Linked DNA regions of Homo sapiens: region 2 is linked to region 1. A link is a contact called in ENCODE Hi-C or POLR2A ChIA-PET data. All regions are on one chromosome and are shown on one strand. The core of a region is the stretch at or near the end of the contact, and the rest is flanking DNA. Distances in the headings are between cores, read along the strand shown.

Evidence for each region. A loop is a pair of places that touch in the nucleus more often than their neighbours do. ChIA-PET counts read pairs that join two places held with the same protein, here RNA polymerase II (POLR2A). Pooled maps may share reads with other maps.
Region 2: a map of PC-3 shows a loop between it and region 1 (12-fold over the local background). The contact joins the promoter of STRAP here to the promoter of MGST1 in region 1. A Hi-C loop is called at or near these places in 2 of 168 maps with a recorded cell type or tissue (PC-3 and endothelial cell of umbilical vein), 1 of 37 single-sample maps with no recorded cell type and 3 of 50 pooled maps. POLR2A ChIA-PET finds 5 or more read pairs at or near these places in 1 of 52 experiments (GM12878).

The regions. Positions count from the first base shown.
Region 1 is chr12:16,346,019-16,349,661 of GRCh38, forward strand. MGST1 (microsomal glutathione S-transferase 1) reads left to right here and starts at 1,627. Exons shown (of 4, transcript NM_020300.5): 1 at 1,627-1,692. RefSeq lists enhancers at 717-1,646, 2,577-3,506.
Region 2 is chr12:15,880,599-15,884,241 of GRCh38, forward strand. STRAP (serine/threonine kinase receptor associated protein) reads left to right here and starts at 1,789. Exons shown (of 10, transcript NM_007178.4): 1 at 1,789-2,221; 2 at 2,943-3,078. The coding sequence starts at 2,110. It overlaps LOC102724146 (a long non-coding RNA gene), which reads right to left and starts at 1,700. Exons shown (of 6, transcript XR_007063230.1): 1 at 1,182-1,700; 2 at 509-601. RefSeq lists enhancers at 1,207-1,436, 1,747-1,866.

The sequences.
Region 1 (3,643 bases), core at 377-2,876:
AGCTGGACGCAGTGGCTCACGCCTGTAATCCCAACACTTTGGGAGGCTGAGGCAGGTGGATCACGAGGTCAGGAGATCAAGACCATCCTGGCTAACACAGAGAAACCCCGTCTCTACTAAAAATACAAAAAATTAGCCAGGCGTGATGGCAGGTGCCTGTGATCCCAGCTACTTGGGATGCTGAGGCAGGATAACGGTGTGAACTCGGGAGGCGGAGCTTGCAGTGAGCTGAGATCGCGCCACTGCACTCCAGCCTGGGCTACACAGGCAGACTCCGTCTCAAAAAAAAAAAAAAAAAAATGTTAGAACCATTCAACTAGCATTCTGTAGACCAAATTATCTAAACAGTAGCTCTCCTCTTCCTTTTTCTGCCATGTTATCCATAAGATTTGGCCTGTATCACCTTATAATAAATGAAGAGAGTCTTAAATTCTTATAATACCAAACTCCTTTGGAGAGAATTCAGAATAGATTTATGTCATCTCAAATTCTATCCTATTCCAGTTAATGTTACAGACAGATTCTAGTATACTTTACAAAGATAGGTGAATAAGTAGAGTTTTGAAAAGATACAGACATAAAAGTGAAGAACAGATGCCTTCTGATGCTAGATTTTCCAAAACTCCTACTGTTATGCTTATATAGAAATCATTCTCAGACCTTCCTTGGATTAATTTCTGTTCCTAGAGCAAACTGGTAGTTATTTCTTTCTTTAATAGAACATGAACTTGTCCATCACATCCTAGAAAGTTAGTCCTAGGGATATCCTTTAAAGCCTAAAGGAGTAAATTAAGAGCAAAAAAAGGAAGTAGACCTTGCAACAGGTGGTGAGTGTCTGAGATATAGCACTAGGAGAGAAATAATATAGATTGAAAACAGAAATCCTTAAACATTTCTCATATAAACCCATGAAAGATAGATCCATAAATATTGTGGGGACTATGGGGACTAGGAAGCTTGGAAGTATCCCTAATCTAGATAGTGATGGTAGGCTAAATATCTACGGCTTCCGTAAACGTTCCTCTAAACCTCCCTGTAAAAAACACACTAAGCTGATTGTGTAATGAGCTGATCCAGTACAATTGCCTCCAATTTCATTCTGGACCCTGAACAGGAGGGGACATCGTGACAAAGCAAATTGTCTGGTATCATGAATTTGGAACACCGTAAGTGATCTTTACTGAGGGTTACATTCTGTCATTGTCAGCCTTTTAAGGAGGCCTTGCCACCAGCGCAGGGGAGGTGAAGTCTAAGGGAAGGTAATATTGTCAATGCCTGCTAATTAGTTCTACCCTGGAGATTTTAACTTTCTGCGAAGTTTTTAAAAACAACTTCCAAAACTCTGCTGATCCTGAAATGTTCGAGAATTCAGAGTTCCTAGACAATGGCTACTGTCCCCCTTCCCACTGATTAGGGGAGTTGGCATTTCAGGAACCAGAGTTTCTAAGGGCGCCAAATAGAAGGGCTCAAAGGGAATCAGCAGGCGATGGTTACTGTGGGCGGGTAAATCAGGTGATTTAGAGGAGGGGTTTGGCGAGGTTGGGGTCGGGCTTTAAACGTGGGAGGGCTAATTAACAGGAGATTAACTGGAGAGGGGCGGTGCCTGCGTCCGGCCCGCGCGGCCACAGTCCCTGCATTGCGCGCGACCCGGCGGCGGGACAGGCTTGCTGCTTCCTCCTCCTCGGCCTCACCGTGCGTACTGGGAGGGGAGAAGGGGACCGCATGCAAAGGGTGGCAGGCAGGGAGGGCCAGGGTGGGTGGCAGATGGAAGACTTGGGGGGGTCTCTGCCAGCTGGAAGTGCTTGGCTCCACTTAGCAGCTAAACTTAGCTTTTCAATCGATCGCTTTTGAAAGGGAATTGTATTTCTGTCCCCGTGCGGGTAAGTTTTCCCATTTCTCAAACTCCAGGAATGAAACGAGAGAGTCTTTTCATGCTTGAGTGATGATTTCCAAACTTAGCCTTTTCAAGTCAAAGTAACCTCCTGTTTGAAAGGGTCCCTTGAACTCTGGGGAAGGAGGAAAAGGCACGTGTAGTAATGGAGGAAATGCCTGTAGTTTGAACGACTGCTGTTCTCCCCAAGAGTGCAAAAGCCTGCGATGTCTCAGGTTTCATGGGCATAGTGGCCTTTATGCCTATTGTAAGGCAGGATTTGCTCTTCTGAGTTCACTTTGATAGGAGAAACATCAGCAAGTTTTAAAATAATACTAAATAATACTACTGCTAATAATGCTAGCTATCGAAACAAGAGGATGTGGGTTAGATGATAATATTTTTGTGTGATATTATAGCCAGTGACAAGAGAGCTAAGGGTGAGCCCCTTGGGACGGTTCTCACCTGTGCCCCACTTCCCCAGTCTGGAGGAGGAAGCCATGTGGAAGGAGAAAAGGAGAAGGGAACTCTCTTTTTCGGGAATTAAGGTGTCATATATTGCTCTAGCTGGCTTGGGACAGAGGAGAGAGGAGTGCATGTAAATCTTCTAGTCTCTCTGCTTCTCTTGAAATGTGGCAGTCTGAGCTCCACGTTTATATTCCCCTATTTCTTCTCCCTAATTTCTTACCCAGTGAGTGCTGAGTGGGTGCCCGCAAGCATTGCTGTATAGCACCCAGGCCTCCAGTGAGCAATCCTTAAAGCCCAGTTTTCCTGGGGTCCCAGCCTGCTGTGAGTCCCAGCCTACACCTACCTTTTGCATATGCTTTTCTTGGCCTTAGGATAGTACTGGACTTTGTTGTCCTCTGCTGTTTCCAAAATAAGAGGGCTATGTGTGCGATTATCTTTGGTAATTAAAAAAAAAAAAAAAAAAAAGGCAAATCAGTCCAAATTTGGATATTACCCTCTCTGGCAGACGAGTAAAATTTTTCTACCGCTTTGTTTTAGAGTGGTGTCTATGAATCCCTGAGATTGGAAAAGGAGGTCAGGTCAGCACAGAGAAAGGCCTTACCCCACCACTCTCCCGAGAGGCACCAGCATTTCACCTGCAGCCTCTGGGCTCTGAACCCCACTTTGCATGAGACCACATAGTGGGCTGAGTCTGCAGCCACCACGATGCCTTCAGGAAATGCTAGAATTCATCTAGAGTTCCAGATTAACGTATCCGCAACATGGCCACCGAATTATCTTTTTTCTTTATCTCATGTGTAGTGTTTGTTAGTTTTAGAAGGTACAAAATTGCAGAGTCATGGCCCTGGGGATGCGTGCCCAGATTATTCATGTGTTTCACAATATTGATGCAGAAAGGCTGGCCACCTCATCCTGAGAAGAGAACTTTGCTCATTTTGGCCAAAAGCCTGTAAAGGGAAAGGGCGTTCCTCAACTGAGAAGTGAAGATTCTTCTCTGCTAGATAGTACGGGGGTTTGGGGGGAGGGGTAGAAAACAGGAATGAGATTTGACAAGGAAAGGCCTCCAGAAGACCAGAGCTGTTGAGAATTCTTAGCCTTGATGGTGGGTAGCCCAGAGGTAAACACTTGAGAAAACTAAGTTGCAGTCTTGGTCTCTCCACTGTGAATTTGGGTCATATTACTCACTACTTTTCTGGGCCTTAATTTCCTTACATACTAAAGGTAGAAAAAAATATTATTTGCTCTACCTCAGGATTTTTCGGGTCAAGCGAGATAAAATATGCAAAAGCTTTTTGAAAATTCTAA
Region 2 (3,643 bases), core at 539-3,038, 470 kb before region 1:
TTGATATGATTTTCTTTAATCTTTTAATATTGTTAATTATATCAATTACATTAACCTGTCTTCTAATATTAAATTGACCTTGAAGCCTACCCAATTGGTCATAATACACAATACTCTTAGAACTCAGAATCCAAATGAGCAGGAAATAATACATTCTTTAGAGCCAAGTATGTACCATAACTTACCAATTATATTCTTATCTACACACAATGAGCAATAAATGAACATGTATCAGTATCTGACCAGTTGTGTCATTTTGAGTGGGTCTTTTATTTACCTCCATCAGTAATGCAACAATCTATTTAATCAGTAAACAGTCATGCTGAGTATTCACTAAATGCCATTCACTTTTCTGGCACTAGAGTACAAATGACAAAGCCATAACCATTGCCATTAAGGAGTTCATAAATGTGTGAGTGGTGCGTATGTGTGAGACAAAAGGGAGAGGATGGCACAAAGGAGGAGTCGAACAAGATAAAATGAAAAACATATATAGTAAGTGCTTTACCGTAAGTGAATGAACGAGAGTACTAAGGAAAAAGAATGGAGACGTATTTCAAGTTCTCACGTTGTTTGACTCGAATCTTGTAGACGGTGTTTGCTGCAAAAAGATGAAGAAAACATTCACAGACATTTATGTTGATTACATATTTATTGCTATGTGCCCAGACGTTTTGACCTTGGGGATAAAGTAGCAAAGAAAACACAAAAATCTCTGTTGTATTGGGTTTACATTCTATCAATAAAGATACAACTTGCCCAGAGAAAAGCCCTCTCCTGGTTAGGAAACAGTATCAACAATTAACAGCTCTGGTGGTTTCACAGAGCCACAGTGGGCTGCCTGCTGCAGACAATATCAGAGTTTGTTTATATTTAAATATTATTTTAATATTTCTATTTTTGTCCATGTATTATAATGCACATCTATGTAATTTGCAAATCATCACTCATATATACATCATATCAAAAGGTGTAAAAGTTTTTGATAGAATTCAGCATTCATTCGCTTATAAAATGAGTGAAGGCTCACTTTACGGATGAGAGTATTTCATCAAAAAAATTGGGGATCTACGACTCTAGAGTTCTCCGAAGTCCACCAAGGAAAAAGTAACTTGAATTTAATCGCATTTAAAACTATATAGTATCCACTCCTAAAACATTAGCAACATAGGAAAACTTACACAGCGGAAGAAATGACTGGGGATTTTTTTTTTTTTTTTAATACATGGTCTCGCTCTGTTGCCCAGGCTGGAGTGCGGTGGCGCGAGCACCGCTTACTGCGGTGTCGACCTCTCGGGCTCGAGTTATCCTCCCACCTCAGCCTTCCAAGTAGGTGGGACCACAGGCACCACCACTCCAAGCCCGTATATGGTTTTTAAATAAGACAAATTGCAAAAAACGTTGCCAGACAGCGTTCGCTGGTTTGGGCCGTCACTGGGTATGGCTCGTGTCCGTCTAGATATTCAGAGGCCGAGCACAGTCCTCAGTAGGGCTGCTCGGCAGGTACACAGCTGACGCTGGTCCTTGGACTTATGGGAGTGGGAACAACTTTCAACTCGGCCGCGGACCAGGAAGGCGTTCTGACCCGCTAGAGCTCGGGGACAGGGACCCCATCCCGGTGCCTAGAGCGTCTCCCTTAGTCGGCGTGGGCCAGCGCCAGTTACCTCACGAGCACTGAACTAGCGCCTGCGCCCTTCTATACTTCTCGCTCTTTCTTCAAGTCACTTCTACCCGGCGAGCCCGCCCTCCCGCCAATCGTCATTTCCGGCGGGTGCTCTGCGTCATTTACGTCGTCACTTCCTGCCGATGCCGGTGTGGACGCTGTGAATCGTGGCTGGCCCGGTTCTCCGCTTCTCCCCATCCCCTACTTTCCTCCCTCCCTCCCTTTCCCTCCCTCGTCGACTGTTGCTTGCTGGTCGCAGACTCCCTGACCCCTCCCTCACCCCTCCCTAACCTCGGTGCCACCGGATTGCCCTTCTTTTCCTGTTGCCCAGCCCAGCCCTAGTGTCAGGGCGGGGGCCTGGAGCAGCCCGAGGCACTGCAGCAGAAGAGAGAAAAGACAACGACGACCCTCAGCTCGCCAGTCCGGTCGCTGGCTTCGCCGCCGCCATGGCAATGAGACAGACGCCGCTCACCTGCTCTGGCCACACGCGACCCGTGGTTGATTTGGCCTTCAGTGGCATCACGCCTTATGGGTATTTCTTAATCAGCGCTTGCAAAGGTGAGCAAGGCCGCAATCCTGGTCCTCGACGGCTGGGACTGGGCTGAAAGGGATCGGGACCCGCACGCTCCAGTGCCGAAGCGGTGGTGTGGTGAGGGGGGAGGGGGCGATATTAACATCTGAGATGAGAGCCAACACTGGTCCGGTGGAGAAAGGAGTGTGTTAGGGAATCCGCAGCTGGAGCCGAGAGGACGCTTTTGTAGAAACTATTACCTCCAACTAAGACCTCTCTCCTTATTTTATTTTTATTGCTATTTTTGAAGGAGCTGGTCAGCATTTGCCTAGACTCTCGGGACAACACGGTAAATAGCTTTCAAGGATTTGGGGAAAGGAGAAATTAGGCCAGGCCGTGCAATACCTTACAAAGACGTTCGCTCTTGTCTCACTGGATATTCCTTTGTGGTATTAGCCTCATTTTTCAAATGGGAAACTGAGATTCAGGCTAAGATGTCTGTCCAAAATAAGACTAAAATCTAGATTGTTTTGACGCAGATCAGTATTCCCAGCCAATTACAGATGCTTTTCAGAGAGAATGATCTGTTCAGCTCTTCAGTTAATTTATTACTGCACATTCCTTAGTGCCTTCAGTGGGTGGTGGTAGTTAAATAGCTGAAACAATTTTTCCACTTTGTCATTGAACATCATTGTATATTTACATTTGAATCTTAGACTTTAAGTAATCTGAACTTATAAATTACATGTTTTAAAAAATATTTTCTAGATGGTAAACCTATGCTACGCCAGGGAGATACAGGAGACTGGATTGGAACATTTTTGGGTCATAAAGGTGCTGTTTGGGGTGCAACACTGAATAAGGATGCCACCAAAGCAGCTACAGCAGCTGCAGATTTCACAGCGTAAGTGTAGCCAAGATGGCTAACTTTGGTGTTCTCTGTAGCTTGTGTCCTGAAATAATCAAAAACTTCAGTGTCAGATATTCATAAAATTCTGACTCACTGGCTGCCATACAGAACGCATGTTTGATCCCACCAAAATTCCATCGTGGTCCATCGTGGTCCTGTGTGCTTCTTTGTCTTCAGTGGTTCTCAAAATTTTCAGAGGCCTAAATGACTTATTCCGTATATTTTGATTGAGACTCAGGAATCTGCATTAACAAACGCACCAGATAATGAATGTTGATCTCCTTTACGAATGCTGCTCTGTGTGTACTCCTTAGTGATATCCTACATTGATGGCCCTAGGTTTTTATTTCAATCCCGGTTTTTGTTAACTGGCTTTAGGCATCATTAAAACTCATTGTGTCAAAAACAAACAAACAAAAAAACAACAAAAAAACAAAACTCAGCTGCTCGTCATTTCCTAAGTTTTTAAAGGTTGAAATCTAAAGCATTCTTGATTTTCCCTTATATCTAGATTATCATCATCTTTTTTGATTCTGCCAGCGGGATGTCTCCTGACTCC